Regions from separate parts of the Homo sapiens genome. Here region 1 is linked to region 2. Evidence: chromatin contacts called from ENCODE Hi-C data. All regions are on one chromosome and are shown on one strand. Each heading gives the region's core, a stretch centred on a gene start or an enhancer-like site at or near the end of the contact. The rest is flanking DNA. Distances are from core to core; before and after follow the strand shown.

Region 1 (4,391 bases), core at 1,836-4,335, 190 kb before region 2:
GTGTTGCCAGTGCTCTTTGGGGGATTTGGGGTGTCTGGGAAGAGTGTTGAGGACATGGGACCATTGAAGATGCCTTACGGCCATGCCAGAGTCCACTTGGCAGCAAAGGGGTAAGGAAGGGCATTCCAGGAAGAGAAAAGCAGTGGGCACAGACGGGAAAAGACGCCTGGCACTTGGGGAAAGGGCGACGCTTGGCTGGAGTGAAGTGGTGGAGATGAGACCAGAAAGTTCTGCCAGTGTCAGCTTCAGAGGGGCTGGAGGCCAAAGAGTTTGACTGTGATCCAGGAGGTGGTGGGAGCTATCGATGGCCCTTGAGCAGGGAAGTGATGTGTTCGGATCCTGGCTTCAGCAAGAAAAGGTGGGCCAGCAGGGCGCAGTGGCTCACGCGTGTAATCCTAGCACTTTGGGAGGCCGAGGAAGGCGGATCACTTGAAGTCAAGTTCAGGACCAGCCTGGCCAACATGGTGAAACCCCGTCTCTACTAAAAATACAAAAATCAGCCGGGCGTGGTGGCGCATGCCTGTAGTCCCAGCTGCTCAGGAGGCTGAGACAGGCGAATCGCTTGAACCTGGCAGGTGGAGGAGGAGCCTCTGCCCACCTCGCCCTTCTCTGACCCTCCAGGCTCTGACAGATTAACTTGTGGGCCAGTCTGTCTCCTTGAGTATGTGTGGTGTGCCCCTGCTGCATGGGTGCAGGGAAGGCCCAGGGGACTGAACTGAGCAGAGACTCCCATGCTAGTGCTCTTTTGGGTGTCACATTTTCACAGGGTCAGCGTTTGGGAGCATCTTCTCATCACCACTCTGGCCCTGGAAGCCTGCAGGCACTTTGCAGTCTTTATTCCATTTGTGCCTGGTGACTTTCCTAGCCTGCAAACCTGCCTGGGTCCCTTCTTCCTTGGAAGCTGCCAGGGCTCCCTGGTGCTCGGATAAAGTCCAAATCCTGCCTTGATGTGGCCTCTTGTCTTTAAATCTTTTTTTTTTTTTTTTTTTTTTTGAGACAGAGTCTTGTTCTGTCACTCAGACTGGAGTGCAGTGGCGCGATCTCAGCTCACTGCAACCTCCGCCTCCTGGGTTCAAGCGATTCTCCTGACAACGAGTAACCTGGATTACAGGCATGCACCACCACGCCCAGCTAATTTTTTGTATTTTTAATAGAGACGGGATTTCACCATGTTGGCCAGGATGGTCTCAAACTCCTGACCTCAAGTGATCCACCCACCTCGGCCTCCCAAAGTGCTGGGATTACAGGCGTGAGCCACCACGCCCAGCCTTGTCTTTATATCTTTACTCCTGCTGTTCCCTCTGCCTGGATGCCTTTCTTGTCTCCTCCACCTGGGGCTACCTCTGGTTCATCTGCCACTCTAATGATGCCTCCTCTGGGTAGTCCTCTCTGACCAGCCCTGTCCCAGGATGGTAGATGTCTTATGTGCCCCCCTCTCTGGCCCCCTAGGCTTCCCTCATTCATGGCACTGTCCACACCTTCCTGAAGCCACCAGCTTCAGTGAGGAAGTCTCACTCAGTGTTGGCCCCATGGCCAGCCCAGGACTTTGCCCAGAGGTAGAACCAGTGAAAGTTTGTTGAGTGAATAGGCAAGGGAGTGGATGTTGCTCTTCCTGCCTATGTCCAGCCCATTCCACCTGCCTGGGCTGCCCTCCTTTCCTCTCTTACCCTGTGTGCCTGGCCTGGATACCCCAGCTTCAAGCTGCCTGTCCTTCAGAGAGTCCTTCCTCTCTGAGCCTGTCCTCACCTGCAGCCCACCTGCCATGAGGACCCCAGATGGAGCCCACTGTGGTGCCTCTCCTGCACCCCCAGCATGGTGTGTGAGCACCCTGGGGCTCCCACTGGCTTCTCCCACTTTTCATTGCTTCAGGCCCCCATTAGGTGGCTGGTGATTGCTGACAGACTGAACTGTTCCAGAACCTCCCCTGTCAGGACTGCCCTGGGGAAATCTCTAGAGGTGTCCACAGCCTCCTGTCTGCCCCCTCCCTGCTTGGGTCTCCTCAGACCATTCCTTGATTCCAGGTTTCTGAAAAATTGTGTGAAAACTGGCTTTGTGTCATCAGATCCAATTTCCTGCCACCTCTTACTTTTAAAGGAGGCACAGCCAGTTTAAAACAAAAACATCCTGCTGTGGTGTGAGCTGAAGACTTTGGGCCAGGAGGCTGGGCTGTGAGGGCCTTCCGCTCTGCCACCTCCCCTCATTCAGCCGCTCCCCTCCTCCCTGGGTCGGGGCTGGAGGGAGGGGTTCTGGAGCCCAGGTTTTCGTGCCCCTGCCCTCTTTATTGTTGTTGAATCCCCTCTCCAGATGCTGCTCCAGAATCCTCTCTGAAGTTTCTAGAGTTCATTCTTCCTTCCTTCATTCAGCAGACATCCACCGGGTGCTTGCACTGTGCCAGTCAGCACTGGGCTTGTGGGCACAGAGCAGACAGGAGGGGTGCAGGGCAGGACCCCCTGTTCTCCCTGGGAGAGGCGGGCTCCCTGCTAGCCCTCAGCCCTTGGCTTGGGCCTCCTGGGTGCAGGACCTGCGGGTTCCTCTTCCCGCCTGGTAATTGCTAGCTCCCCGGCTCTGGGAAGCAGCTGGGTCAGGTGTGGGCTGCCTGCCCACATGCCTGGCCGCCTGCCCGCCTGCCGCAGGAGGCATCGATGCCTGGGATTCAAGCTCCTCCGAGGGCCTGCGATGTGGCCATGGGGAAATCATTTTCTGACAATGGCCATCAATTTCGCTGAGAGCCCATCGGCGCTCTGGCAGCCTGTCCCCCGGCAGCGGCAGCTGGTCCGTGTCAAGCCCCCAGGTGTCCTGATGACAGAAGCGATTCGCATTAGGCATCTGCCCCAGAGCACACATCCGGAAGAGACGGATTCTGGCCAGTTCCAGACATGCACCACATCACCTCCAAGTTTATCTTCAGGTCCTTGGGTTAGCGGAGATGTCTTCTCTCTGCCCTGGAGTGGCCACAAGGGGCCCCTATAGGGCAGCCCCAGCCTCAGGAACGGGGCTCCCTGCTGAGCCTGTATCTGCCTTGTTGCAGGCGCTATGTAGGCACAAAGGTCACAGCTCTGAACACAGCAGACAGAGCACCTGCCGTTGCACTGAGAAGGGAAGGACAGGAAGGAGGCAGTCACGCACAGATCTTGGGAAAGAGCATTCCAGGCAGCGGGAACAGCCGGGGCAAAGGTGTTCCCTGAGGCGGGGAATTCTGTTGGCCCGGCGCGGTGACTCACGCCTCTAACCTCAGCACTTTGGGAGGCCGAGGCGGGCAGATCACTTGAAGTCAGGAGTTTGAGACCAGCCTGGCCAGCTTGGCGAAACCCTGTCTCTACTAAAAATACAAAAGTGAGCTGGGCGTGGTGGCACACTTGTGTAATCCCAGCTACTCGGGAGGCTGAGGCGGGAGAACTGCTTGAACACAGGAGGTGGAGGTTGCAGTGAGCCAAGATCGTGCCCCTGCACTCCAGCTGGGGCGACAAAGCGAGACTCTGTCTCAAAAAAAAAAAAAAAAAAAAGAAAGAATTCTGTTGAGGCTGCAGTGAGCCTCAGGTGTCTTGGGGACATCCAGGGTCCTAACAGAACCCCAGAGGTATCCACAGGAAAGTGAGTTGCATTCTGGCAGATGATCGAGGCACCCCCTGGAGGAGGTGGTGTGAGGCAGGAAGCAATGTGAAGGAAGGCTGAGAGGGTAATGGGAGAGTGCAGCGGGCAGGGCTCTGCTCGCAGCTGCAGGGGCCTTTCCTGACTTGTGGAGAGGATGCTGTATTGCACGAGGCAGGTCTAGGCACCTCTGGCTCTCAGAGGCCTTTGAGAACCTCGCCTTGTCCATGCTATGGGGTCAGCGGGATTGGGTTGAGACCCTACTGTGCACCAGGGGGTTCGCCTGCATCCTAGCAGCTGTCTCCATTTATTGCAGGCCTACTGAGTGCCAGGCACTGAAGAAGCTCTTGGCCTATGGTGTGACACAGCCCACAGGTGGGCATTAGCACCTGCACTCCCAGGTGGGGAAGGTGAGGCCCAGAAAAGTCCGGAGGCTTGTCCAGGGTCCACAGTATGGTGATGGTGTGACTCAGGCTGGGGAGCCTGAGCTGGGAAGATTGCAAGAAGCTGGTTGTCCTGAGCATTCCTGGACAGGAAACAGTGAGCCACCCCCAGTACTGGAGCTGGCTCCCCAGGACCCAGCTTCGTCCTCAAGGCACCTTTCCCCTGGGCTCTGCAGACGTGGGCCTTGAGGCCTGGGCATTGGGCATGCAGGGCACTAGATTGGGGCCCCATGCTTTCACCTGTGGCTCAGACAATGGGGAGAGGAGGGAGATACTCTATGAGCTTCCAGGGACTTGCAGCTCCTGGCTCTTCATGAAGGGATGACCAGTCACATCTTGCAGATGGGGAGCCTGAGGCTC
Region 2 (4,383 bases), core at 86-2,585:
GTTGGGATTACAGTCATGAGCCACTGTGCCTGACCTAGCTAATTTTTTTCTGATTTATTTATTTATTTTTTGTACAGAGTCTCACTATGTTGACCAGGCTGGCCTGGAACTTCTGAGCTCAAGTGATCCTCCTGCCTTCGCCTCCCAAAGTGCAGAGATTATAGGTGTAAACTATCACGCCTGGCCTGTTTACATAGTTTAATAATGTAAATCTTCAATACCGATCTAATAAAAATTGAAATATGCCTTTTAGAATGGCTTTCAAAGATAACAAATGCTGGAGAGGATGTAGAACAACTGGAACCTCTCGGTTATTGCTGGTGAGACAGCCGCTTTGAAAAAGTTTGAGTTTCTTACAAAATTAAACTTACACTTACACTTACCATATGACCCAAAAATTCCACTGCTTGCTCTTTACTCAAGTATAAGGAAAATCTATGTACACACAAAACTTGTACGTGAATATTTATTAATAGTCATTTTATGCCCCAAACTAGAAATAGTCCAAATGTTCTGGAACATCCATACAACGGACCACCACTCAATAAAAGGAACAAACTACGGATACACGTGACTAGATGAATCTCAAATGCTTTGTGCTAAGTAAAATAAACCAGACTGAAAAGGCTACCATACGTTTCCATTTATATGACAATCTTGCAAAGTCAAAACCACAGGAACAGGAAACTGTTCACTGATTGCCAGGGTGTGGGAGTAGGAGGAAGGGCTGACTACAGGTGACTATGGAGGATTTTTTTTTTTCTGAGACGGAGTCTCTGTCGCCCAGGCTGGAGTGTACTGGCACGATCTCGGCTCACTGCAACATCCACCTCCTGGGTTTAAGGTATTTTTAGTAGAGACGGGGTTTCACTATGTTGGCCAGGCTGGTCTCAAACTCCTGACCTCAGGTGATCCACCCGCTTCGGCCTCCCAAAGTGCTGGGATTATAGGCGTGAGCCACCGAGGCCAGCCACTTTTTTTTTTTTTTAAAGACAGAGTCTTGCTGTGTCACTCAGGCTGGAGTGCAGTGGCGTGATCCCAGCTCACTGCAGCCTTAACATCCTGCACTCAAGTGATCCTTCTACCTCAGCTTCCTGAGTAGCTGGGACCACAGGCACACCTCACCACACCCAGCTAATTTTTAATTTTTTTGTAGAGACAGGGTCTATGTTGCCCAGGCTGGTCTTGAACTCCTGGGCTCCACCAATCCTGCCTTGCCCTCCTCACAGTGCCCGGCCCTTAGATTCTCTCTTTAACCTCTAACTCCACCCCGTCTTCCTCACTTTCAGCAGAGAGCATAGGCACCATCAGATGGGCATTTCCTCAACTTGCTGCCACCAAACCCATTCACTCACCGGCTTCTCATAGGCCATTTCCTCTTCCAGGGGATGAGGGGAGGAGGCTCCCCTCCCTCTCCAAAGCTAGCCCTACTCCTGTGCCCCATTTCATCTGGTCTTCTCACCTGGGCATTTGGAGATCTCGTCTCACCTCAATATTCTCCTTTTCCTTTTTTCTGGCTCCTTCCATCAGCATCTAAACACATTGCTGATCTCTTCTATTAAAAAGAAAAAAGCCCTTCTCCCTTGAACCCATATTCCTTCTCCAGCTAGCGTCCTGACCCCTACCCTTCACACCAGTCTCCTGAGAGCGGTGTTGGCAGGGGGGTGTGTTTACTGCTTTCTACCTCTCCCGCGCTCCACAACCCACTTCAACCTGCATCTGTCTCCATAAGCCTCTGAAACCCCTCTCACTGAGGTCACCAGTACGCTCCTAGTCACCAAACCCAGATGACTCTTTCCTTTTTTTCTTTTTTTTTTTTTTTTTGAGACGGAGTCTCGCTCTGTCGCCCAGGCTGGAGTGCAGTGGCGTGATCTCGGCTCACTGCAAGCTCCGCCTCCCGGGTTCACACCATTCTCTTGCTTCAGCCTCCCGAGTAGCTGAGACTACAGGCGGCCCGCCACGAGGCCCAGCTAATTTTTTTGTATTTACTAGCAGAGGCGGGGTTTCCCCATGTTAGCCAGGATGGTCCTGATCTCCTGACCTCGTGATCCGCCTGCCTCGGTCTTCCAAAGTGCTGGGATTACAGGCATGAGCCACTGCACCCGGCCCCAGCTGACCCTTTCTTTAACGACCTCGCCTTTTCTCTTGGCTGCTTGACCTCTCATGCTCTGGTTTTCCTCCTGCCTCCCACTCCTCTCTCTCTCTATCTCTCAGTCTCTATCTCTGTCTCTCTTTCTGTCTCTGCCTCTCTCAGTCTCTATTTCTGTCTCTGCCTCTCTCAGTCTCTATTTCTGTCTCTGCCTCTCTCTGTGTATCTCTATCTGTCTCTCTCTCTGTATCTCTGTCTCTCTCTGTATCTCTAGCTCTGTCTCTATCTCTGTCTCTGTCTCTGTCTATCTCTCTGTATCTCTAACTCTGTCTCTGTATCTGTTTCTGTCTCTCTATCTCTCTTTGTCTCTCTGTCTCTCTCTGCCTAAATCTCAGTGTCAAGTGTTGCTCCATGTCCTGCTGACGACAAAGACTCTGAACTTCCACCTCAGACACTCACTTCTAGGCCTTTGCATGTGCTGTTATCTACCTAGAATGTGTTTCTCCATGGCTTTCAGGAGGGCTCCCCTGACTACCTGAGTTCACGTGGGGTGGCCCTCCTCAGTGCTCTTAGGGTACTGTACTGTCCCCTGACTGAGGGACCACTTTAGGTCCGTCCACTGTCAAACCCCCAGTAGCTGCCCCTATGCGTGGGACACAGCAAGAGCTAAGTAACCAAATGAATGATTACATGGCTGTGGTTCATCCTAGTGCTTAAAGCCATGATCAGAGTTGAAAAGTTGCTGTATCTTATTCAGATTTCTACTAGCAACATATTCAATAGTAAGCTTTGTTAGTCATCTATAACCCGGTGTAAGTGAAGTTATCAGGTCTTTTTCTGGGAGGAGGTTTAGAGGAGGAAAGGAGAGAGAATGAGTCCTAAAGGAGAGAAGAGGAGTAGAAGGGGCATGTCAAGTAGAAAAGGATGTAGAAAAGGTAGGCTTGGGGTAAAAAGATAATTTTCACCTGCTTGGGTGGTTTATTGAGGGCAGCCTTTTAGGCCTGCTTACCAAAGAGGCCAGTCTTGATGACGCTAGAAATTTGCAGATAATCCTTTTACCATATCAGTGTCAGGCAGCTTATCCACCTCCTCTTGGGCTCTATGACCAAACCCAAGAAGAGCACTGAGGCCCAGCTAAGTCTGGGAGTTCAGTGCACAGGCCCCCCCTTTCGCACAGAGAGTGGTGTCTATGTGTGACATCGTGTCTTAGGGGGGCTTTATGACAGGACAACCTCTTCAACCTTGGCCAGAACAGCTTGTCAAATGCCTCGGGGTGGCTTTAAATCCCCAGTAGTGAGAGACAGCCCCTTTGTACATATCTCATTGTTTCAATTCAGCACAAACAGTGCTGACTGAGCAGCTACAATGTGCCAAGCTCTGTGTGAAGACCCATAGAGACACAAAGATGCAAAAGTGTGTAAGACTCAGTATTTTTTTTTTGTCTTTAAGACTGAGTCTTGATCTGTTGCCCAGGCTGGAGTGCAGTGGCATGATCATGGCTCACTGCAACCTCCACCTCTCAGGTTCAAGAGATTCTCATGCCTCAGGCTACCGAGTGGCTGGGATTACAGGTGTGCATCACCATGCCCAGCTAATTTTTTTGTATTTTTAGTAAAGACAGGGTCTTGTCATGTTGGCCAGGCTGGTCTCAAACTCCTGGCGTCAAGTGATCCACCCGCCTCGGCCTCCCAAAGTATTGAGATTACAGGCGTAAGCCACTGCACCCAGCCAAGACTCAGTCTTACTGCATAACACAATAAGCATATTTTCTAAATCCAAAACAAGAACACAGCCTAACAATTGAATGTCATCTATTCATTCATTCAACCAGTGTCTGCTGAGCTTCCATTTTGGTCCAAGCATTATGCTGAGAGGATCAAAGGTAAACAGGACATACAGCCTACCCTTGAGGAGCTCAAAGACTTCAAACAGACATTTTATGGTTCAAGACAATAACTTCTACCTTCCTGCAAATTTCTGTAAATGTAACAATAATTACAAATCTATGGGTGGTTGAAACTGAGGGATGGATGCCTCAGTTTCACATACACATGAAACATTCACCAAGATAGGCCATATTCTGGACCACGAAACAAATCTCAATGGATTTTAAATTTATTTCAAGTATGTCCTTCAAACACTGTGGAATTAAAAATTACAAATCAGTAACAGATTCCCAGAAAGAGTCTGAGCTCAGACTCACCTAACCCTGCCCCAACCTGACAGTATTTCTCTACCCGCCCTGGTAGCTGATCACAAAAGCCATAAACTCTTGGGAGCTTTATGGCCCTGTC

The links. Hi-C counts contacts between places; a loop is a spot of excess contacts on that map. Pooled maps may share reads with other maps.
Region 1: a pooled map shows a loop between it and region 2 (3-fold over the local background). The contact joins two enhancer-like sites. A Hi-C loop is called at or near these places in 5 of 50 pooled maps.

What each region holds. Positions count from the first base shown.
Region 1 is chr22:42,312,710-42,317,100 of GRCh38, reverse strand. It overlaps a transcript of TCF20 not described here. Among named protein-coding and RNA genes, the nearest start is that of TCF20, 44 kb to the right of the region's middle. RefSeq lists enhancers at 1,570-2,399, 3,231-4,060. Within about 2 kb of position 3,085, at least 10 of the 41 ENCODE cell types and tissues checked have a DNase peak (open chromatin) inside an H3K27ac peak, as active enhancers do.
Region 2 is chr22:42,117,208-42,121,590 of GRCh38, reverse strand. The region is part of intron 3 of NDUFA6-DT (NDUFA6 divergent transcript); the gene reads right to left. Among named protein-coding and RNA genes, the nearest start is that of CYP2D6, 11 kb to the left of the region's middle. Within about 2 kb of position 1,335, at least 6 of the 41 ENCODE cell types and tissues checked have a DNase peak (open chromatin) inside an H3K27ac peak, as active enhancers do.